3 separate regions of the Homo sapiens genome follow, and regions 1 and 3 are each linked to region 2. A link is an interaction called in ENCODE POLR2A ChIA-PET data of the cell type or tissue named here. Cell type or tissue: MCF 10A. All regions are shown on one strand.

Region 1 (8,000 bases), 62 kb after region 2:
GTGAATCAACCTCTTTCATTGTTGCAGCCAATGTGGGTCTAGTTTAATATTCCTGCCACCAAAGACCTCTAGCCCAAAAAGAGGGAAGAAGGGCCAGATGGATTTGGTGAAAGACCCCACTGATTTGGAATCTGAACTTCAAAGGAGATCTTGGCTATTTCTCATCTCTTCTGTTACCTAAGTCTTCTCTATACCTCTCAGAATAGCATTTTAAAATGTCAAAATAAAAGAGCATTTAAGAGAGTCCTGCAATTTTGCATTTCATCAGGAGTCATGGCAGCCCAACTCCTTCCAGCCACAGGGATGGCTGAGAAGCATCTGCAGGAGCTAGAGAGAAAGGTGTACATGGGGACACTGGGGACACCCGGGCATTCCCTGGGTGTGGCCTCTCTGTGTCTTGGCTCCAAGAGCTGTTTGTCTTGGCTTCCCAGAAGAGGCTGACTTTCTGAATGTTTCCTTCCTACTAAAGTGCATTTATTCAGTAATAGTACTCAACCTCTTGTGTGTGTGTGTGTGTGTGTGTGTGTGTGTGTGTTACAACACAAAAGTGAGGACCCCAGTATACTGAGGAAGTCAAGGAATATGATACACTATCCTCGCTGACATTAGCTCCAAGAACAGGCCCTCAATGGGCAGGAAAATTCCAGAAACAACCTCTCTAGTGATTTATTCTTGTTTCTGTGGAGAATTTCCGTTTTGATCCTTTGCTTGGCTCTTAAGGGGAAAAATCCACTTCAAAAGCAGTATTTATCAATGTGAACGTTTTAGATCTCATCTGTGCGGTTCTGCCTAATGGAAGAAAGATTTTGTACTCCTCGACATAATTTTCATATTTGTACTTAACAATCATGTAGCTATTAATAGAAGCAGATGATGTAGAAACAGGAAGTTGAAACGCTTTGATGATAATAAAGCTGAAGGATGACCTTTCGATGGCTAGGAGCATCGTTGGGCAAACATCACAGAGTGAACTTACACAAACCTAGATGGCGTAGCCTACCACACACCCAGGCTGTATAGCACAGCCTATATTGCTCCTAGGCTGTAAACCCGGACAGCATATTACCATACGGAATAATGTAGGCAACGGTAACACAGTGGGAAATATTTGCGCATCTAAACATAGAAACGGTACGTTAAAAACAGGGTATTATAATCTTATGGGACCACTGTCATATATGCAGTCCATTGTTGACTGAAATGCTGTTATGCGGTTCGTGACTGCACTCGCCAGCTATACCACTGTGGCTCCTTAAATCACAGCTAAGGGAGCTTGGTGTCTGCTATTTTTAAAGGAAATGAGAGAACAATTAGTAACTAATGCCCTCCGCAGAACAGCACAGCAATGGGTTTTTCTGCAAATATAATTCAAATAGTTTTGACGCCAGCCAAGTTAGGCCAAACAGGCTTTGACTTGCATAGCAGTGTAGAGCCTCGCCCTACACAGTAGGCATCTTCAGTTAGGCATCTTCCCCTTAGGACTGTGCACGGCTCTCTGTTAGGTATTGCACTGACCCATTTTCCCCAACCCCTGAGATCTGGGCTGTCCCATATGGTAAGCATATGTGGTAAGCACATTTGAATACATTAAAATGAAATACAACTCAGTTCCTCAGTCGCAATGACCACATCTCAAGTGCTCAATAGCTACACGAGGCAAGTGGCTACTGTGCTGGAAAGCACAGATGGAGAGCACTTGCATTGTAGCAGAAAGCTCTATTGGACAGTGCTACCCCAGAGTACACTCGCCCTCTGGCCCAGAAGTTGGGAAGCAAAGCCCCTTCCCCTCTCAAAGGGGCTTGACAGGAGTAAAGAAAAAAATGCCAGGCATCTCAAGGTCACTCCTACTACCCAAGGGCATGTGATGAGAAACCCTGAGCTTGGTTTTACCAGCCAGAAAGCTGATGCAAACAAAGCCCAGATCTCAAGGGTTGGGGAAAAAACCTCAAGTGATTGAGTCATCGTTAACAGCCATTAGGCATCTGCGCTTTTTACCAACCTATGCTGCTTCTCAGAAATCCCACCCTGATTTATCAGAGGCATAGGAAGAGAAAGGCATCCCGCTCCCAGCTCAGCATGCGTCCCGGGTGTTCTGAATGTCAGTGAAGCTGAAACAAAACCCAGGTGAGAAGAACATAGAGACCCAGAGGCTCTTGAGGGAGAGTCCTGGGAAGCAAAGACAGCACCTAGTACCAAGTAGAGAATCCTGTAAATTGGTACTTAATATTCTTAATGAGAAGTATGGAAATATTCTAAATTTGATTGAAGTCCTATTTAACTTTATCTTCTGTATGCTGATCTTAGAGCAGTATCACTGAATGACCTTAGTGATAGATCAAATCACTTACAAAGGAGGGAACATGCCCATGGCCCACCATGACGTCCCAGAGCTTAGTTGTGTTTGGGCATTTTCCCACATTAAAGGTGTGTCCCTAAACAGTGGCTCTGGTGACAAAAAGTGAAACAACTGTCTTCACAGCTGCTGGGGAAAGTTATCAGCTACTCCCTGCCCCACATTAGTGAGAGGCCCTCCTGTTGGTACCCATAGCACGAGGCCCTGGATCACCTCTACACATCTTTCTTGTCGTACATTTGTTGAGAACCCAGAGTCCGCAGAGTGCAAGGCACTGTGTGTCAGCCACAGTGAGGCCCTGGCACTGGGGGACGGGCTGTCTAAACACAGCTCTGACAAACACAATGACATGCAATGGCCCCAAAGCCACAGACAAACCTGAAGCGCTTTAGTGATTCAGGGAGAGAGAAAACTCCGCCAGGGGCAGGCAGGGAAGTTGCACACAGGAGGGAGGAGGTGAACTGACCTTGCGGAATGACAGGATTTGAACAGGTTTAGAGGGAAGGGAGAGCACTCCCAAGAGGCAAAATGGTAGCAGGAGGCAAAGAGACAAGATGAATTCTAAATGTGGGTGTAGAAAGGTCCTTGGCCAGGAAGCCAGTCAGCTCTGGGCTGCAAATATGCACGTCGATGGGGGCCAGACAGGTGACAGAAATGGAGCAGGCTGAGGGGCTATACAGTAGAGTGAGGAGTGCAGCAAACTGGAGAAAACATGGCCTGAGGGAAAGCAGCAGGGAACACGCCATTCCCACCTCCTGTCACCTTCTAGGAATATGTGCTCAGTGCTGCTGGATTTTCTACGTTTTCAGGAATAACTGAAAATAGAGTTTTTTAATGTAAAAAAATTCCAATTTTTAAAGCTGTCCGTCAACTTCTTAAAATATTGTGTAGGATAAACAAAACCCATTGGCCCATAGGCTGCCGGTTCCCCTTGTCCTGCAGAGACTGTCACACTGAAGGCTCCATGGCTCCAGAACAAGACAGGGGAATGACAGAAGGAAGAGATGGCCCCACTGCGGAGCCCGGGATAACAGGGAGGAGGCAGGAGGCTGTGGGAATGTCATGTATCAGGTGCGAAGCAACAGGGCTTGAAGATGATCCTGGCAAAAATAAGATTTTAAAATAGTGATAATAGGGAGGAATAAACAGATGGAGTTTGGAGATGAACTGGATGAGGGATCGGGGGAAAGAAAAGGTAAAGATAAGATCCAGGTTCTGAGGCTGAGAGGTTTTGGAGAAGGACAGTAATGACGGGAGCACACCGGGGCTCTGAAGACACCTCACAAACCAACACACAGTGTAGGCTTGGCCATCACCAGCCCCCTTGCCCCAACTTGCAAGCAGCAGTGGGACTCCGCATTGCCACTGCACTGGGAAGCGCTGCAGAACCTGGCGCTGGGCATGCCACGGATGAAGCTCAGAACAGGCTCAGGTACCAGGATGCAGAAATGCAAGCAAAGCAGGGTCCTGAAACACAGCTGGCCCGCAGTGACAACACACACACACACACAAATATATACACAAACATACACAAATATATACACAGACATACACACACATGAATACACACAATCCACACCACTCATACACACACATGCACACACACATACACAAACATATACACATACACACAGATGAATACACTCCACACCATTCATACACTCACATCCACACACACACACACACAAATATATACACAAACATACACACACATGAATATAAACACTCCACACTACTCACTCACATGCATGCACACACAAATATATATACAAACATACACACACGAATACACACACTCCACACTACTCATACGCTCACATGCACACACACACACACAAATACATACACAAACATACACTCCATGTGAATACACACATGGATGAATACACAAACATGAATACACACACTCCACACCACTCACATGCATACACACACACAAATATATACACAAACATACACACAGATGAATACACACACTCCACACCATTCATACACTCACATCCACACACACAAACACATACACAAACATACACACACATGAATACACCCATTCCACACCACTCATACACTCACATGCACACATACACACATACACAAATAAACACACAGATATATACACACACTTCTAACTAGCCAGAAAGTTTACACTGTCAGCCCTGTCTGATGTCACATTAGCTTTTAAAAAATATAAACGTTCACCCCTGCCCACAGCAGTGAAGGGAGCAGGCAGGAATGTTCAAGCTAAAACCTCACCTGAAGATGGATCATGGTCTCCAAGCTCTAGGAGACATAGCTTGGCAGCTTCCTGGAAATGACTGTGGCTAACAGCTCTCATCCGTCTCCATTTCAAAATAGGGATGGCAACGTAACACGGGATTAAACTCCTGTGCAAATTGTGGCAGCTGATGGAGAAACGTGGGGTGGCAGGGGTGGGGAGTGGCAAATGTCAGCTTATTATGGCCTGTTCAAACACTCATCTGAACAATAGCCACAATTTCTTATAGCTCATCTTTCTATAGGCCTATGGGAGCAAACTGGCATAGGAAGCGTATAAAAAGAACTGAATCCTTGGGACTATGTGAGCTGTCTATGAAAACATTTACATCTCATGTTTTCATTGTAATGACAATCCAAAATAATTCCTGTAAGCAAGCACAGTCTAAGAATAGTCTGGACAGCCGTGCTATAACCACGCTGTGCCGGGCTGCTCTGTGTTTACACATTGGCATCAAGCAGAATTATGTTAATTGTTGTGGCTAATGAGAAAAAAGCCACAGGGTAGATTTAATATATAAATGACTCATTCACGCCAAGTGAAGCCAAACGCTATCACTCAAAGGACACTGAGAGACGGCAATCTGTACCTAATTCCAGTGACAAAAGGAGTGAAGCCAGCCATCACAGCAAAGGGATGTTGTGCATTTGAGTTTCATTAGCTGGTACTTTATGTTTAATTTGCAATTTGGATGTGATTTTTATAACCATAGCATAAGGAATTTATACCCAGTTTTAAGTGGTATGTATTTAAATAATATAACATTAAATATTTAAATCAGCCCTGGAATCTGCAAAAAAAAATGTTCCCACTTAACAAGGGGCCCAACCTACCCTATGACACATCACTATATAATGTCAGAACACTGGGGATAAAGGGAGGATCCTGGAAGCTTTCAGAAGAAAACCAGGCCACACATGGAAGATAGAGAATTAATGTCAGTGGGTTTCCCTATAGCAACAGAGCATGGAAGCCAACAGCAAATATTCCAGAAACCCGAGAGGAAACCATTTCCACCCTCAAGGCCTACATCCTCCCTGCTATGGTTTGGATGTGGTTTGACCCCTCCGAAACTCAGGGTGAATTTGGTCCCCAGGGCAACAGTACTGAGTGAGAGGTAATGGGAACCTTCAGAGGTGATTAGGTCATGGGGGCACACCCTCATGCGTGCATTAACACTGTTCTCTAGAGACTGAGTTGGTTCTCATGAGGCGCTGGTTGTTATAAAGTGGATCAGCCCCCTTTGCCCCATCTCTTTTTTCAAGCGCTTGCCTGCCCTTCCAGTTTTCTGCCATGCTATTACACGGGATGAACGCTGTCACCAGAAGCCAACCAGATATGACCCCTCGACCTTGAACTTCCCAGGCCTTGAGGTTGGAAATTGGTTCCTCTTGGGATTCTGGAATCCCTGCTCTTGGCTTCCATTGGGAAGCCTGCTGACATTGATTATCTTCCTCCAGAACTAAAAGAAATAAATTTATTTTCTGTATACATTACCCAGTCTGTAGTCTTCTGTCACAGCAACAGAAAATGAACTAAGACATTCTCAGACTATCTATCAAGAGTAGAGAAAAAACCATAGACATTTTAAGACATATTAGGTCTTACATCTTCATGTATTTATCCTGTTTTGGGAAGGAGTGCTCCAGAAAAATAGAGAAATAAACTTTGATTTTCTTATATCCTCTACAGTTGTGGCTCATGAAGGCCAGAGGGCATGTCCCCAAATCCAGATTGAGGAAGGTACATGGGATGCCGGAGTGAAGAACGAAACAGATGGAGGCTTGACAAGCTGGGGAGCACGCAAGGCATGGAGATGAGCTTGCCTGATGCGAATCGAGGGCCCAGCCCCACCGGGCACCCATCTGCACAGGTGGCCAGGCCATTTAGAGTGGCTGGGGTAGGATGGCCTCACCTTGGGCCTTAGACAGAAGTAGCATGGGTAAACAAGCATATGCCTTTCCAGTGGGATCCTATATTACCAGTATTTCCCTAATACACATTTGTTTTTAAAGTTAAACCAATGGCTAAAGCTTGCTTAGAGCCAGAGAGCAAAGTCCTCCCAAAGCCCTTTTTAAAAACATCAAAATAGGCCGGGCACAGTGGCTCACACCTGTAATCCCAGCACTTTGGGAGATCGAGGCAGGCAGATCATGAGGTCTGGAGCTCAAGAACAGCCTGACCAACGTGTTGAAACCCTGTCTCTACTAAAAATACAAAAATTAGACGAGGATAGTGGCATGTGCCTGTAATCCCAGCTACTCAGGAGGCTGAGGCAGGAGAATCGCAGGAACTCGGGAGGCAGAGGTTTCAATGAGCCGAGATCATGCCATTGCACTCTAGCCCGGACAACAGAGCGAGACTCTGTCGCAAAAAAAAAACAAAAACAGAAACAAACAAAAAAAAACATCAAAATAGCCTGACTGAACCTGACTCCATTGACTCCATGGTGAAGTGAAGGAATGTTTTACATAATATTTACAGGAATCGCCTTTCTTGTCACCCAGGAGAGCAGGTCCTGACCTACCTATATCCTACGAAGGTTCACTTCTGGGGCACTGACGCAGATGCAAATGACAGCTGCGGCAGAGAGGAGAGCTCCCGGCAGGGACCATCCTCATGCCCCGTGTAGAACGCCTCCCTTTCCTCCTGCTCATGAAGACACATTCCAACACAAGTGAACAGGAGTGGCATTGTCTCACAAATCAACACTGTAAAACAAATACCAGTGCTCACACATGAAGATGCACATCACGGGTTACGTCAGATTATTCTAGAACTAGGCACATCTACATCAGGATCTCAGAACACCAGGCAAACCCCTGCAGCACCGATTTACTGAGCACCTACTACCTGCCAGGCACTGTCCTAGATGCCAGGGTTAAGGAATAAACAATTGACAAAAATATTTGCTCTCGTGGGGATTAAACTCTAATGGGGGAAGACAGACAATAAACAAATAAGTACAATACGTACAGTGGCAAAGATTGATAAATATTTTGCAGAAAAATTAGGCAGGGGAGACAGGGAGTATGGGGGCTGGAATTTTAAGTCAGGCAGTGACAGGGTAAGGCTCAGCGAGAAAGGTATCTGATTAAAGACACAGCATCAAGGGAAAACACGTAATGCCAGGCTGTGTCTAAGAAGCTGCCAGGAGCCCGGGGTCACTGTATCAGAGTTGGGGCCATGGTGGGGGAAGGGACAGAGCATGTGGAGACTCAGAGGCCCCTGTAAAGCCTCTGACTTGTACCGTGAGCAAGAGAAAAGCCATTGATGGGTTCTCATTCTTTCAGAGGCATGATGGGTTATGGTTTACCTGTTAGAAAGGAGGGCATACGCGAAAAGACCAGTTAAGAGGCCACAGAAATAAGC
Region 2 (8,000 bases):
AAAGTGAGGGGCAGGACTGCTAGCATCTGCCAGGCCTCAGGGACAAATACAAGCTAAGGTGTTCTGGGATCTGCTTTAAGACTGCAGGTCCACATTCGATGGCTTGAAACATGTGTTAATAATGCACTGGTTTGGCCAGGCGTGGTGGCTCATGTCTGTAATCCCATCACTTTGGGAGGCCGAGGCGGGCGGATCACAAGGTCAGGAGATCGAGACCATCCTGGCTAACAGGGTGAAACCCCGTCTCTACTAAAAGTACAAGAAATTAGCCAGGCATGGTGGCGGGTGCCTGTAGTCCCAGCTACTCGGGAGGCTGAGGCAGGAGAATGGCGTGAACCCAGGAGGCGGAGCTTGCAGTGAGCCGAGATTGTGCCACTGCACTCCAGCCTGGGCAACAGTGCAAGACTCTTTCTCAAAAAAAAAAAAAAAAAAAGCACTGGTTTTATTCTCCAAGCCATTGCCATAGGCATCGATGAAGTTGAAAGGGTCTTTTGTCCTTTGAACTCCCCAGTGGTTTTCTCTGTGCACACAAGGCTCAGTGCTGGTTTCCAGTCCGAGCAGCTCAGCAGCAGCCTCAGGGCATGAACTGGCACCTTCAGCACATCTGTACCCACCGCTCCAACAGCCGCAGGGCCAGAGACAGTGATGTTGCATGGTCTAGAGAAAACCCTTGCCCCCTCGGAGGTATGGCTTTGAAATGGATTGTTCTGTAAGAAACAGAAAGGCTAGAAATGTTTACTTGGTGCTAAAAAACAAGGACCTAAGTCTCACGAGAAGACTCCACACACTCCTGAGTGTGACTCCAAGCATTTTAACATCTAGTTAATAAAAGCAGGAAGGAGGGGGAGGGACACGTTGTGAGCAGATTTCCAAAAGCATGCCCTGGGGATGGGGTGGGGACAGGGGCTGGTGAAATGCAGATTCCTGATCACCACCTGAGATCCCCTGGTCTTCGAGACGGCATCGGTACAGAGAACCCCAGGTGATTCCAGCATACACCGAACATTTGGGAGACTGACTGAGGAACGTTTTTCAATATACTCTGACCATTCCTGTCTCTTCCTGCCTTCTTTACTGCCTTGAGGTTGCTTAATGGGCTTTCTTCCCAGAGCTGAAGGTGAGATCCTTGAAGACAGATTTTGATTAATGAAAGAAAGAATCAATCAACAAAAGAAAGGCAAAAAAGGAGCAAGGAAGGAAGGAATCAATTACGTGAACGTGGATCCCAAGAAGAATTTCAAGCTGCTTTCGCTCAACAGCCTCCCCACTTTCCTCCTTAGGTGATGCAGGAAATTCACGTGCATCCTGGGTTCACATGATCCAGAATCACGCGTCTCCACCCTATATCCTCCCAATAGGTTCCAAGTCGAATCTCTCCACGGCCTCGCCATCTGCCTGCAGCCTTGTCCATATAATTCCACAGCACCTTCAGATGTCTTTTTCCACAGTGCCATGAAGTGGAAATTAGGAAACACCAAGATTATTCTGTCACAGACATATTTGCTAGCCTTCTCTTTAACTGATTGACACGGGGGAAAGTGCTTTCAGTTAGCTTGCTATAGAGTGGGACAAGAAAGCCACGTAGTCATAAACATGTGCCTTTTAAAAATCAAATCCTACAACCAGTACGAGCCTGATGGATGCAACGTCAGCGACTGCTCAATGGCTTCTCTCTGGAAGGTGCTTTTTGTCCCCAGGCGGCTGAAGGTCATAGCATTAATCTGTTCTCCAAACCCTCAATCTTAGGCCCCTCTCCTCCCTTCTGGTTTCTTTCTTTCCCAGCTCTGTTTCCTGGATGCTCTGACTGTCAGCAATAACAAGGACAAAGGTAGGGCAAGGGACCTAAAAGGACGAAGGAGTGTGGAGGAGGAGGAGAAGCGCTGGGGTGGCTGTTTCACCTTCAGCACACACTCCAGGCTGCTCTGACGGAAAGACCCAGGAAGGCCATTCATTGCAGACTTTTCTCACCCTGCCAAGCTGGACAGCTCGAGAACAGGCCATGGAAGTGGTTTCTCCCCTGAGACCATCATTTCAAGACCTATTTGCCCTTTGAGGCTACCCACGTGTGACCCTGGGAGATGTGTGTGGCTATATTTCACCTCAAACCCTAACCTCAGCAGCTGTGCTGTTTGGTTGCTCAGCCGCGGAGCAGCAGGTGGCCTTCTGCTGTTACCCATGAAGGGGTCAAGCTAGGCCAGGCCTGCTGGGAGCCCAGTGAAGATTTACTGGCAGTGATGCCTCCAACACTTCTTTCTCCAGAGCGAGAGCAACAGCAGGTGAGGCATCCATGACCAGCCTGTCACTTTCCTCGGGGAAAGAGAAAGGAAGCCATATGCTGACCTTTCGTGTGCAGAAGTAGCACAGTCAGAGCATATGTCCAGGAGCTGCAGAGACGCCATACGCATAGCACAGCCTTTGTCCAAACACTTTTCCAAGAATAAAAAGACTTCATTAATGCAATGCACTCCCTCACACCCCCCAGACGCCAGCTAGCCTCTTGATGATTTCACCGGCCAGTTTCTTTGTTGTCTGGAGAAGGTTGTGGGCTCTTCTGTCTATCTTCCAGATAGTGGAGGCCAGATGGGCAATAGACTAAGAATAGGGGCTAGCACTGCAGCAGTTTTGTTAAGCTAGCTATACAAAATAGAACTTTCTGGCTGGACACAGTGGCTCACGCCTATAATCCCAGCACTTTGGGAGGCCAAGGCGGGAGAATTGCTTGAGCTCAGGAGTTTGAGACCAGCCTGAGCAATAAAGCGAGGCCTCCATCTTTACAAAAAAAGAAAAAGAAAAAAAATTAGCTGGGCATGGTGGTGCATACTTGTGATCCCAGCTACTAAGGAGGCTGAGGCAGGAGGATCACTTGAGCCCAGGAGTTTGGGTTGTAGTGAGCCATGATTGCACCACTGCACTCCAGCCTGTGAAACAGGGTGAGACCTTGTCTCAAAAGAATAAAAAATAAAAATTTGTTGATGGAGTAATGAATATTGCAGTGGAAAGCAATGATATTGTCCAAGGTTGAGTCTCTGCAAGAGAATAGATCTGTATCTGCAAGATGAGGGCCTCGATCACATGTATGTAGATGTGGACAGACAGGCTGACTCATGCTCAGGTTGTTTTTAAACGCCTGTGGCTTTAGGGGGAAAAAGACAAAAAGAAGGAAAAGTGCCCAGATTTGACAGTGTGTGGTACAAGTTTAGGTGAGTTTTTTCTTTCTTCCTACAGGATAGATTTTCCAATATTCCTATAGGATAGATTTTTCCAGTCTCCTATGGCAAGCGTTTGTTACCATCATAATCAGAAAGAAGATGACACAGTGTCCCAACACTGGATTTACTATAGTCTACACCATGCAAATGAATTAACTCAGTGTCAGATGCCTCATCAAAGGTGGGGGAGAACAGGCATGGTTGAGTCATTCCCACAAATCAAGCAGTTGGAATCCATGAAGAAACTGTCTTCCACAGCATCAGAGCACCTTCCGCCAGGAACGTGCCTGAACCCGCCTGGCCCTGGAGGTAAAGTTTAGAAGCAGAGACTGGTTAGGAACCAACCAGCCACACTGAGACACCAGCTAAACGCCGGTTTCCATAAACCTCTTTAGGAGCTTAGGAACTTCAATTTTATTGACCATCAACCATCCAGTCTTAGATAAAGGGTCAGGGAGCAACATTTGAAGAGGAAGAAAGGGAGATGAATGGGCTCCCTCTGGCCCATTCGATTCTGTGCCTCTGACCCAGAAAACTGGTCATTGTCAGCTCTTCTCTTGGGGCTTGCCCCAGCCTGGATTAGCAAATCATTTCTGCAAACTGTGAATGCCTTGAGTACAGATTTGCTGGGATGTGGGGTTTGGGGAGGAAGGTAGAGTAGAGGATGTGTGCTCAGACCTTTCTGGGTAAATATATTAAATCATGTCTGTTTAAAATAGAAAGCTAGTGAGAATGTTCCCTCTTGCCAGCTTCCAGCATTGATCTTTCAGGGCATACACTGAACAAGGAATATCTAGGTCTTCTTCAGGGCAGCCAGTATTTTTACCAGGGCAGCCCTGATGACGTCACTGGGAAAGTTCCTTTTTCTATTTTCTTTTAGTCCCTTTATCTACAGGCACAGCTGCTTAATGAAACCAGAAGGCCTGGGATGGCACCAGAGCTTACTGACCACTGACCAAAGAGCAGAGGAAGATAAGATGCCACAAAACCAGCACAAACCGGAATAGATGACCCTTAGTTGCCTTCAGATCATTAACATATCATTATAATGCTAAAATTTCCTCCCCCAAAGGAAAATCTCCACCATTTTGTGTACAGGTGATATATGAACATATATATTTATGAATTAGGCATATCTGGAGTCCCGCCCTGCACATGCAAACACGCTTCTCTCGCCCTGCACCTGGTCCTTAAAACCCCACACCTTCTATTGTTTGGGAAGAAGCTACCTTTCGAGTGAGAGCCACCTTCTCCATTCCTTGGCTAGTGAATAAAGCCTGATTGCTTTTTCCAGCTGGATGTTCTTTTTTTGTGACTGACACAAAGTGGTGAAAAAACCCAGTTTATCAGTGACAATATGGCAGCTCTTTATCTATCCCAACCTTCTGCTAAGGGCTTTCTTATATTGCAAACTGAATATCCCAGACTCTCCTGCAACTGAGGTTTCCTTGTGATTGTGAATGGCCACCCAAAGGCCCTCATGCAGCCTTGAATTAGGAACTCATTTAAGTAGAAAGGGAGGCAGGGCTCACAGGAAGCTTTGTAGCCAACAGGTTTGGTGTTAGCTTTTGATCCCTGGATCACAGCTGGGTCAGCGTGTTCCTGGAACTAGCATTTGCAATGGCTTATTCCTGGTCCTTGGAGTGTGGCTAAGGAGTAGGACCCTGGAGCCCTGTAATGGTGCAGTGGCTTGCTGATCCCCAGATTTCTGGAGTTCCTGGTCACTACACCATTGGGAAAACTAATCTGCCTCTCTTCCTCTAGAGAGCTCAGAAAAATAAAATAGTTATCTTGGGAGCAAAGTGGGGTTTGGAAGGCTTTGAGATATATATTTAATCCACTCAATCTCTATGTTTCTTCATATAGAGTAGTGTATTTGATCAATGAAAAGGCCTTGTCAGCAGCTGATCTGAATATACTAAGAACATGGATAAATATTAATACCAAACTAGTGCAGGGAGACACATGGCTCTTAAACGAACGGAGATTTTTCTAGTTGGAATTCAATGGGCCTTGCTTTCAAAACAGACTCCTCTCTCATGCACCTGTGAGTCTCTCCCAGGGACTCTTGGGACTCTTCCTAGACGTCATTTATTCATCTGGATGCTCCCAAGACAGAAATGCCAGGCGCATGGGGAAAGCATTGTTAGATCAAGTTTAGCCTAAAGCTGCCTCCTTACATTTTTAAGTTCAGCCAGGTTTCTCTGTACATGGTGAACTGTAATCTAGCTGGCTGTACACAACTATAACCTTTGTGCCAAGCGCTGAGTTTCAGCCAATCACAGGTGGCCAAGTGTTTGAACCATGTTCAAATAAGGCAAATGCAGAGCTGTAACCCATCCTGCTGTTTCTGTACCTCACTTCCGTTTTGTTTGTCACTTTTCTTTCTCTATTCATAAATCTTCTTTGACCATGTGGCTGGGCCAGAGCCTCTCTGAACCTATTCTCATTCAGTGCTGCCCGATTTGAGGTTTGTTCTTTGCTCAATGAAACTCTGTTAAACTTAATCTGTCTAAGGTTTTTCTTTTAACAGCATTGCAACTCTCTGATGCCATCAGACAGTCATTCATCACATTCTGCCGATTGTCAGCCTTCAGAGGAGAAGGATGTTGTGGACTTGCTTGTGTGCCAAGGCTGAGGTGGGCCCCATGCCCACTGCGCCTTTAGATGTCCAGCATGCCTCCCCTTACACAGCACTCGACACACCCATGGGAGTCTCACAACCATCCCAGACACATTACTTCCCTCATTTTTCTAATGGAAAAAAGAAACGAACTAACCAAACAACAGCAAAACCCAAGTCCAGAGTTAAATACCTTGGCCAAGGTCACACGGCTAGGTAGATTCAGAATCTGTCAACTCTTTAGCCACCCCCACTTCCTGCAGGATAAAGTCGAACTGCTTAACTTTTGTGCAAAGCCCTTCATGATCCAACCATCCAGCTTCCCCTCCCCCTCACTGGCCACCCCCCTGCAGGCTCCAGCCCTGCTGGAGTCACTGATGTCTGAGACTCACTGTGCCCATTCTCAGCCAGACGCTTGACTCATGCCATTACCTTTGCTACATCATCCTCCTCCCACCTCCAACTCCACCTATGCCTCCTCATGACTCATGCCACTCAGCCTTCGGGTCCCAGCACCTCATTACTTTCATTGGTCAGTCCATCCACAGGCATTCTGCTAGGCTTATTCTGTGTGCATGGTACCAGGTGCAGGGAAGGCAGCAGTGAATGAGCAGACCTGCCCCTATCCACCAGAGCTTCCAGCTCAGTAGGAGATGCAGTTAAATGGCCAGTGCTGAGATGTTGTAACAGGCATTGTGACAGAATAAGAACAGGGTGTGTACAAGTCACGGCTCTCCAGGGAAACAACCAATAGGACGTGTGTGTGTGCAAATAAAGCGATTCATTATAAGGAATTGGTTCACGTAATTATAAAGGTGGGCAGGTCCCAAGATCTGCAGAGGGAGTCTGCAAGCTGGAGACCCAGGAAGAGTGGAGTGGATCCTTCAGTTCGAGTCTGAAGGCAGGAAAAAAAGCTGATGTCCCAGTTTGAAAGCATCCAGGCAGGAGGACTTTTACTCACAGGAGGTTCAGCCTTCTGTTCTCTTCAGGCCTTCAGCTGATTGGGCGAGGCCCACCTGCATTGGGGAGGGCAATCAGCTGTCCTCAGTCTCTTAATTTAGATGTTAACCTTGTCCAAAATCATCCTCACAGAAATACCCAGAATAACATTGACCAAATATCTGGGCATCCCATGGCCCAGTCAAGTTAACATAACATTAACCATCATAGGGTGCTGTGGGGACACACAGCTAGAACTCCAACTTTGGAAATGCTTTCATGATCTCCCTGCCCCCACAAGACTCCATCCAGTGTTATTTCCCTGTTTCCACAGCCTCATCACAGGCCATATATATCTTACCATATCATATTATCATATCATCATACCATATCATATCATCATATATCATTATACCAGATCATATAATATATCATATCACATTACCATATCATATCCTCATATCATTTCATATAATCCCAGCTGGCTTGTCTCTCTCTCCCACTGCACTGTGAACTCCTTGATGTCTTTGCAGACAGACCAACCTCGGAATCAGACCAACTCTGATTCCAAGACCTGAAGACCTTACTCTGGAATCAGACCAACTGGCTAACATCCTGGCTCTCCTGCTCTTAGCTGTATGCTTAAGCAACTTCTTTATGACCTGGAACCTCAGTTTCCTTCTCTGTGAAAAGGGACAGTAGCAGTACTAGTACCCACCAGCCTCACTGGAATGTTGTGGGAATTAAATGAAGTAATGTATATGAAGCACTTAGTGCTGAGCTGGCCATCGTAGCTCCTCAGGAAATATAAGCAATTGCTCTCATTCCCTGCTGAACTCCAGCCTCAGCACACCTCCCTGCCTAACAGAATCTTGATTAAATGCCCACAGCACTACTCTGTCCTGCCAGTAACTGGATGTGTCTGTACCCAACAGAGACTCAGCACTTCATCCTTCCAGAACTCTGCTGGCACTGCACAGTTCCCTACAGACAGGCTCAGGGGAAGGGAATGTGTCTGATCATGTCTGCAGGAAGAGGGTGACAAGATGGTCAGACATTTGTGGAAAGCTGGCGGGGGACTTAGAGCAGCTGGCCCAAGAACTGTTCCCAGCAGGGGCAGAACCAGTCATCTTTAGTGACCTGCGCCATCTGGCTTGATCTTTAGTTAACAGCAAGGCTGACTTCAATCAGGCAATTGATTTCTGGCCAATCTCTTTCAAAAGGAGGAG
Region 3 (8,000 bases), 120 kb after region 2:
TACTAGATTAACAAGGCAGAATTAGTTATAGCAAAAGCATAGTAGATGTTGCTAATAATACTTTCATAAATATTCTGAGCTTTTGGGGAGATGGTTTTTCATATTTATTAATCCCCAAAATTTCTCTGAAAGGATTAGATAATTTAAAAGTGGAAATTAAAGTTAGCCAAGTATGATGACTGAAATCACTCTTAATAAAGGTAGGTAGTGGGCAGCCTGCTCATCCTTCTAGATAGACCAAGCCAGCTCCCCCAGCCCAGGAAGGTGGGAGGGTCTATCTTAGAAGGCAATGTCTCTGCTATGGTTTGAGTGTCCCCATCGAAACGCACGTTGGAACCTTAATTCCCAGTGCAGCAATGTTGGGAGGTGGAAACTTTAAGAGGTGGAACTTAATGGGAAGAGCTTGGGTCACAGAGACTCCGCCCTCTGGGCCTAGGTGTCTTGGTGCAGTTCTCACTACAGTGAGTGAGTTCTTGCTCTTGTGAGACTGGATTCATTCTGGAGGTGACAGGTTAGTTCCCTCCAGGGCAGGGTCTGTTTTGACCCTTCACCTGTGTCCACTTCCCCTTTGACCTTCCATCATGTTATGACATGGCATGAGATTCTCCCTAGAAGCCCAGAAGCCAACGGATGCAGTGCCATGCTTCTGGGACTCCCCAGCCTCCAGAATCATGAGCCAAATAAGGCTCTTTCTTGATAAATCACCCAGTCTCAGGTATTCTGCTACAGCAACACAAAATGGACTAAGACATCCTCTCAATCAGGGCATAAAGGATGTGAAAAGAACCTGTGAGTATAACCAGTAGGCATCTCTGAAATGAGATAATGAGACAAACTGTTTCCCACCACCAGTAAGAAGCCATACTTAGAAACTTTTCTGTTTGTTTTGATTTTGTAAAGTGGGGCTAGAGTTAGGAAGACATTCACAAGCATGGATTCCTAGAGCAGAAGGCTGAGGTCCACACCCACTCCACCCCTCCTGTATAGACCACACTCTCTCACATCCTCGGAGTTGTGGTTTTAACAGCTGACATGAGAATTTCATTTTACTAAATATTTTATACATTATCTGTATCTCATTCTTTGCCTTCCTTCAGAGTTTATAGTAAGGTGTCAGTAGTTAACTAAGTAAATTCCTCATTTTGTTCTTCTTCAGAGTGATGAGTTAACTCAACCTTGGGATCATTCACCATTGAATGCAGCCCGTCACCTCTTTGAAACCCCAAAAGGGTTCTTAATCTAAGTCTAACATGGGATGTTCCCAAGGTTTAAGGCATGACTGGCAGCTAAATGCTTTGGAGTCTCTGGCTAGTTCAGGTGACAACCTTTCCATTTACCTAAGTACAGACAAGTTTTCATTATCTAAATATCTCTCCATGTAAACTGCTTCTGGTATAAGATTAGTAAATGCTGAACCATCTCGCATGAAGAAGAAATGGAATATCTTAACATAACAAAAGGCACTTGTCTAACAGAGATAGTACGTGTTGTTTTTTAGTTTTAATATTTCTAGGGTGCTTTCATTATAGCAAGCATAATCATGTTTTAGCACCAAATCAATTACTCATTTTCTTTTGACTTGTCAGAGAGCTGCCACACCCCAACACAAACATGAGAAAAACCAGTTGACTAATTTGAATTGTTATGTAGAGTATTAGCTCATAAGAACCAAACAGAAAAGCTATCTCTGCCAATCTGAAAACTCAACACCTCACCTACCTGGCTTGAAACAGATTTAATTCCATTAACATTAGCAGAAATGAATGAAATGGCTTTACCAATGTGTGCGCTATTGACATACAAATATAAGAGAAAAATATTAACAGATGATTGGCGGCAGTAGCTAAGGACTTGAGTGAAAACATCATTTAGCATAAGCAAACCAAGTAATTAATAGTTTTTTACATTGTATTTAGAAAAAGCATTACTTCTACCATGTCAATGATAATATCTGCTGCTTTCAAATATGTAAGATAAAATATATACTCTGTATCCCTTGCCTTATTTAAAGTGAGTTTCTAACTTTTAACCTCAAAAGAGATTGAGCATGGAGTCAATTCCATCTAAATAGATAGACCAAGAGTGCAAGGACTCCATGACCAACGGCTCATGCAAACCTGGCAAAGAAAGAAAGAAGTAGCTCACTCACTGGGGTGTCTACTTCAGAGATAATGGATTTGAATTTTTCTTTTTCTTTCTTTCTTTTTTTTTTTTTTTTTTTTTTTTTTTTGAGACAGAGTCTCACTCTGTCACCCAGGCTGGAGTGCAATGGTGCGATCTTGGCTCACTACGGTCTCTGCCTCCCAGGTTCAAGCGATTCTCTTGCCTCAGCCTCCTGAGTAGCTGGGATTACAGGTGCCCACCATCACACCTGGCTAATTTTTGTATTTTAAATAGAGACGGGGTCTTACCATGTTGTTCAGGCTGGTCTCAAACTCCTGACCTCAAGTGATCCACCCGCCTCAGCCTCCCAAAGTGCTGGGATTACAGGTGTGAGCCACCGTGCCCAGCCAGGATTTGCATTTTTCTTAAGAAATGGCTGACTCCTGTAAATGGTTCACTTGAGAAATAACAGAATCCTGTAAACTGTTCAACTAAGATGAAGCATATTTGAAAATGTATCAAGTAAATCAAACAAAAAAGATTTGCTCAGTGTATTGGCCAAACATGCTAGAATACATGGAAGGTATCTGGGGGGAAATGGTGCAACTGATGTTCACAGTTTCCAGGAAGCAAGTCTTCCTCTTGTTACTGGCAGTTTAAACTTGAGCATGTTACTAAGACTCTTGGAGCCTCCCCGTTTTCTCATTTTAAAATGGAGTAGCTACTTATATCACTGAGTATTTATGTGGGTCAAATGGGATTATCTGATGGTGCTTTATGATTCTATCATTATACCAAATAAATAAATATTACAAAGAATAAGTTCTGCTTTTCACTTCCTGCCAGAACTGTCCATAAAAAATCTTAAGTTTTTCTTGTTATCCCATCCTATTAGTCCTAAAACTAACTATAAAGAGACATTCCAGGAATAAACTCCCCAACAGAAAGTAATTTGCTTAGTATAGATTCAGTCATGCTCTTATTCAAGCTAATTTGTACATTTCACCTTGTTAAATTTCACTTCTGAAAGCTGCTGTGATTTTCCCTCTCAGATGCTCATTTCATATCTCAAAATGAACCTCCCTCAAGTTAAAATAAATACCACCATTAGTTAATTATGAGGTGCCAAGATAAAGGACAAATAATAAGAACAGAAAAGCACCCCCCAAAGCCAATATTATAGGTTATATGCCTAAAAATCTTAAGTCAAACATGCCATTTCTTAAAAGTTAACCCAATTAAATGCAAAGAAAAAGCAGCTATGGTGGCTGTGAGTGTCTGTGCTGTCAGATTCCAAACTTAACTTGAAAGCCAATAGTTAAGGAGAGGTTTCAGAGGAGGAAAAGATGATTTAAAAAAAAAAGTTATTAATCTAATCCTTACGTTCTAGTCCCTACCCAAGCCACTCACACAAGACATCATGCCCAGTGCAGGATGGATACGCTCCCACTTCAGCTACAGGAAATTAGCTCTGCAAATTCGATGGCCCTTTGGTGAACTAGTCTAATCCTTGTCTCAGGTTTGCCTTGAAGGGGAAGACACTTCTATTTCTCCTGCTTTCAATATCACCCTTTCTTTGATACATCTCACTTTCACCAGTGCAGCCCTGGCTTTAGCATAGAACATCTAAAGGTTAGAGCTAGAAAGTCCCAGATCTCCCTCATTTTTTTTCAAATCAAGAAAGAAAACCTGAAAACAAACTCTGTTGGTGAAAATGACTTGCCAAGCTCATCTAGCTGGTCAGCGGTGGCCCGACTAGGACGGAGCTCACAGGCAAGGGCCATTCCCACTACCTCACACTGGGAACAGCCGACAGGAATTAATCTCATAGGTGCCAGCAAGGTTCCCACAGCCACAAAGCATACATCCTGCCCTGGCTTATTCATTCCTGAAGCCCAGCCCTTAAGAGATTACTTTCTCTTACTTAAGATCTGACTTCCTATTAAAATGAAAGATAAGTAAGTTGTTTTTAGTCATTTGCAATCTAATGTCAGTGAATTTATCATATCCTTTCCTGAACACAGACTTTGAGTAAAGAAATATGCAGCCACTATGTACGAAATAACTGTGTGGAATATACTAACACAACTGTGAACAGGACAGAGTCCCTGCCCCAAAGAGCTTTCAATCATATGGTCTCCTCCATTCTTCTGCCATAATGTGAAGTGTTCGTTCCTTTACTTTTTCTACTTTTTCCCTTACACAGTTTAAAAGGGTGAAGCTTTTTATAACCCCTTTCCTGCCCTATGTTATCTGTTGAACAAATAAATGAATGAGTGAGTGAATGAATATTCCAGCCCTCCACAGCTCCTTCCACAGATTTCCCCGTGGATTCTTTCAAAATGAAGAAGCTGTTTCTTAATCACTTTATTCCTCAACCATAAAGTGATGATTTAGAGACCCACCCACGTTCTGGTCTTCTTTTTTCTAAGCTTTTACTCAGTGGAACAGATTTCCAAAATGCCAGTGCTGACTAAGAAAAACCTAGTGAGAATGTATTGGCCCCAACCTTTTAAGCAGAGGCAGGAATCCAGGCTTTCATTCTTGTTCTGTGAAGACTTGTGTGAGCCTGTTGCTCCAAGTCTTATCCACAGATGGAAAAGCACTTGCTACTTCCTTGCACAAGCATTTCTACTCACATAGAAATAAGCAATTCCTGTGCAAACAAAATTCTTGGACATGCTGAAGACTTAAAATTACAGAGAATGGCAGTAACTCGTGATCCCTTTCTTTGAAGACTTTCATTACCCCATACATCTGTGCCTTACGCCACAACTTCCTTTTAGTTCAGAGGTTCAAAGGACTCCATAGTTATAATTTATAACCAGGAAAAAGAACCATAACTTCAAGTTGACAGTGAAAGAGCAGGTTTTCAATACAGGCAGAGCCAAATTATATTCATATGCTTAATTTTGGGAACACATTTCTGAAATGCACATCATGTAACCAGAAGATGCAGCCACTGTCACTCACTGACAGTCAAATAAATAGCACAGACTGAGTGGCTCAACAACAAGCATTTCTGTCTCACAGTTCTAGAGGCTGGAGGTCTGAGATCAGGGTGCCAGCATCCTCCTCCTGGTCTACAGGTGGCCGTCTTCCATCTTCTTGCTGTGCTTTCACGCTGTGCCCTTGCATGGCAGTGAGAGCGAGCTCTGGCCCCTTCCTCCCCTTTTAAGGGCATTAATCACATCACAGGACCTCCACCCTCACGACCTCACCTAACACTAATGACCTCCACGAAGTCCTCCCTCCAAATACCATCACTCTGGGGACTAGCGTTTCAACCTATGAATCTGGGGAGACACAAACATTCAGTCCATAGCAGAGACACCCAAGTGCAGCCAGGTGTGTGAGAGTCACCAGGGCTGCAAAGGTACAAGATTCTGCCTTCAGGAGGCTGCAGTGAGGGTGGGAGACAGGATTACAGAAAGAGGGACCCTGGAAAGGCCACAGAGCCAGCCTGACAGCAGGAGATGGATCAGAGAAGCTCCTGGGAAGGCACTGCCAAGTACCAGGCTAAGAACAGGTGCAAGCTAGACAGCTAGGGAGTGGGGGCAGGGGAGGGGGTGGAGGTGATTATGGCAGAGGGGCTCCTGCTGAGCTGCCTTAGGGACTCAGCTGATAGCTGAAACAGCAGGGCTGGGGGTGCCTAGAGACAAGTCCAGAGACTGGGGCAGGGAAACCCCTGAGCCCTGGTCACGTGCTAAGGGGCTCCTGCTTTATCCTGAAGGCTGTGCGGAACAAGATCCCACCTGGATTTTAGAAAACACACTAGCTGCAGCCCATGGAGGTGGCTCTGAAGCACCGTGGGGAGCTGGAGCAGGGACAGAGCGGGAGGCCCAACCCAGGAACCAGAGACCCTGCCACCTGCCCGCCATGTGGCCTCTGACGGAGGCCTGCAGCTCAAACTCCCTGTACTTCAGTTTCTTCACCTACCTTGCAGAGTTACTGCGAGGATTAAATTAGCACCCATGAAGGACAAGGTTTGCAATCAGCACTTCTTTTTTTTTTTTTTTTTTTTTTTTTTTTGAGACGGAGTCTCGCTCTGTCGCCCAGGCTGGAGTGCATTGGCGGGATCTCGGCTCACTGCAAGCTCCGCCTCCCGGGTTCACGCCCTTCTCCTGCCTCAGCCTCCCAAGTAGCTGGGACTACAGGCGCCCGCCACTACGCCCGGCTAATTTTTTGTATTTTTAGTAGAGACGGGGTTTCACCTTTTTAGCCGGGATGGTCTCGATCTCCTGACCTCGTGATCCGCCCGCCTCAGCCTCCCAAAGTGCTGGGATTACAGGCGTGAGCCACCGCGCCCGGCCGCAATCAGCACTTCTTAAATGGAGCTACTGGGAGCAATGGGAGCATCATAGCTAAGTGACTTTGGAATCAGTGTGAACTTGGACAAGGACAAGGGACAACTTCTCAGATCTCAGCTGCTTTCTCCAAAAAATGAAGAAATGAAGATAACACCATCTCCTTCATAAAGTTGTTGGGAGGATTGATGGTATGAGGTAAGATGCATAAATCTCCTGGCTGTCACCTGAGAGCTGGGTTAGTCCCAGCAGTAGTAGAAACAATAGCAGCAGTGGTGGAGGGTGCAGTAGCAGAAAGAGTGGTTGCCGTAATTTGAAAGAAACTGGACTACAGTGACCATTGCTATTATACAGGTGAGAAGTTACAAGGAGCTGGATTAAGGCAGTGGCAGGGACCAGTGGGGACTCATATTCCAGAGCTGTAGGAGCATCAACAAGACTTTGTGACTCCTGGGTGTGACAGCAAGGAGGAGGCAAGAGATAAGCATGCCACGTAATCTTGGGCTGGGACAACTGTGCACAGCAGCGCCTGCCGCCCACTGAGGGAAGTGAGGAAGAGGAGCAGGTTTCCTAAGGAAGATGAGAAACTCATTTTCAGACCAGTTGAATATGAGGTTTCTCTGGGGTACTAAGTGGCACTGTCCATTTCAAAGTTGTCTGAATACATCTGGCACTCAGAAAACAGATCAGGGCTAAAAATACAGAGTCACACGTTGTCCGCATATGGACAGCAATTAAAGCCACAGGAAGGGTCTTATCATCCAAAAACAGCACGCAGGAGTGAAGGAAAAAAAAACAAAACAAAACAAACAACAAAAAAAACAGAGAGCCAGGGCCCGAAGACAGAGAAATGTCATCACTGAAGAGCAGGCAAAAGAGGAAAAACCCAGAAAGGGAAGGAGAAAGACGGAGCGGCATGTGCGGTGGGGGAATACAGGGCGGAGGAGGGGAAGGTATTTGTGTGGTAGTGGGGGATGGTGGTGGTTTAAACAGAAGAGAGAGACTTCAACTTGTGTATATGCTGAAATGAATGGGCCAGAGAGGTTGAAAACTCAGCCAAGAAAGGGGTGTCGTGAATGAAGTGCCTGGAGGGTGGCTGGTCTAGCTTGCAGAGGAGGAGACTGGGAGGGCAGAGAACAGAAGAGGTGCCTTGAAAAGACAGGTGAAGGCTTGAACTAGCCCAGTGCAGGAAACAAGAGCAAGAGCATGCACTACAAAGTAAACCATGTGGCCAAAGCATGTGCCACATGGAAAATAAAATTCAGATTTGATTCTTCCCTCCATCTAGAAAGAGACTTCTTGACAGAGAGCTGTGGGCTAGGCGAGGGAGACCAGGGGCTGCCAGGTTGTTTTAGGCTGAGAGGAAAAGGACAAACAGAAGACAGCAAAAGCAAACATGTACCCACAGAGATGAGAACAGCAGGCAGAACTAGTGTAGCAGGGGCACGTTAGGAGCAAAGGAAAAGACAGTGGGTGGGACTCAGGGAAGATCACATTTGCAAAAGAATTCTGTCAACCTAAACTTCAAAGTCAATTGGCTACCATTACCACCTTTCAGTTCCTGTTTGGAGCAAGTAAGTCAATGAAGAA

What was found. Peaks named below come from ENCODE experiments on the same cell type or tissue, not always from the same donor. Only the 100,000 strongest peaks of a DNase experiment are listed, where the experiment ranks them.
Region 1: POLR2A ChIA-PET joins it to region 2 with 5 read pairs; 3 of 35 experiments call an interaction of 5 or more read pairs at or near these places.
Region 3: POLR2A ChIA-PET joins it to region 2 with 5 read pairs; 2 of 35 experiments call an interaction of 5 or more read pairs at or near these places.

Annotation. Positions count from the first base shown.
Region 1 is chr6:150,205,882-150,213,881 of GRCh38, reverse strand. All of the region lies in intron 1 of PPP1R14C (protein phosphatase 1 regulatory inhibitor subunit 14C), which reads right to left. Among named protein-coding and RNA genes, the nearest start is that of PPP1R14C, 67 kb to the right of the region's middle. In MCF 10A, no CTCF peak of the experiment used is centred here; no DNase peak of the experiment used is centred here.
Region 2 is chr6:150,268,235-150,276,234 of GRCh38, reverse strand. It overlaps LOC105378054 (a long non-coding RNA gene), which reads right to left and starts at 6,823. Exons shown (of 3, transcript XR_943109.3): 1 at 6,265-6,823. RefSeq lists an enhancer at 2,145-2,645 and a cis regulatory region at 3,844-4,876. In MCF 10A, no CTCF peak of the experiment used is centred here; DNase peaks (open chromatin) are centred at 3,104, 3,454 and 6,334.
Region 3 is chr6:150,150,255-150,158,254 of GRCh38, reverse strand. All of the region lies in intron 1 of PPP1R14C (protein phosphatase 1 regulatory inhibitor subunit 14C), which reads right to left. Among named protein-coding and RNA genes, the nearest start is that of PPP1R14C, 11 kb to the right of the region's middle. In MCF 10A, no CTCF peak of the experiment used is centred here; no DNase peak of the experiment used is centred here.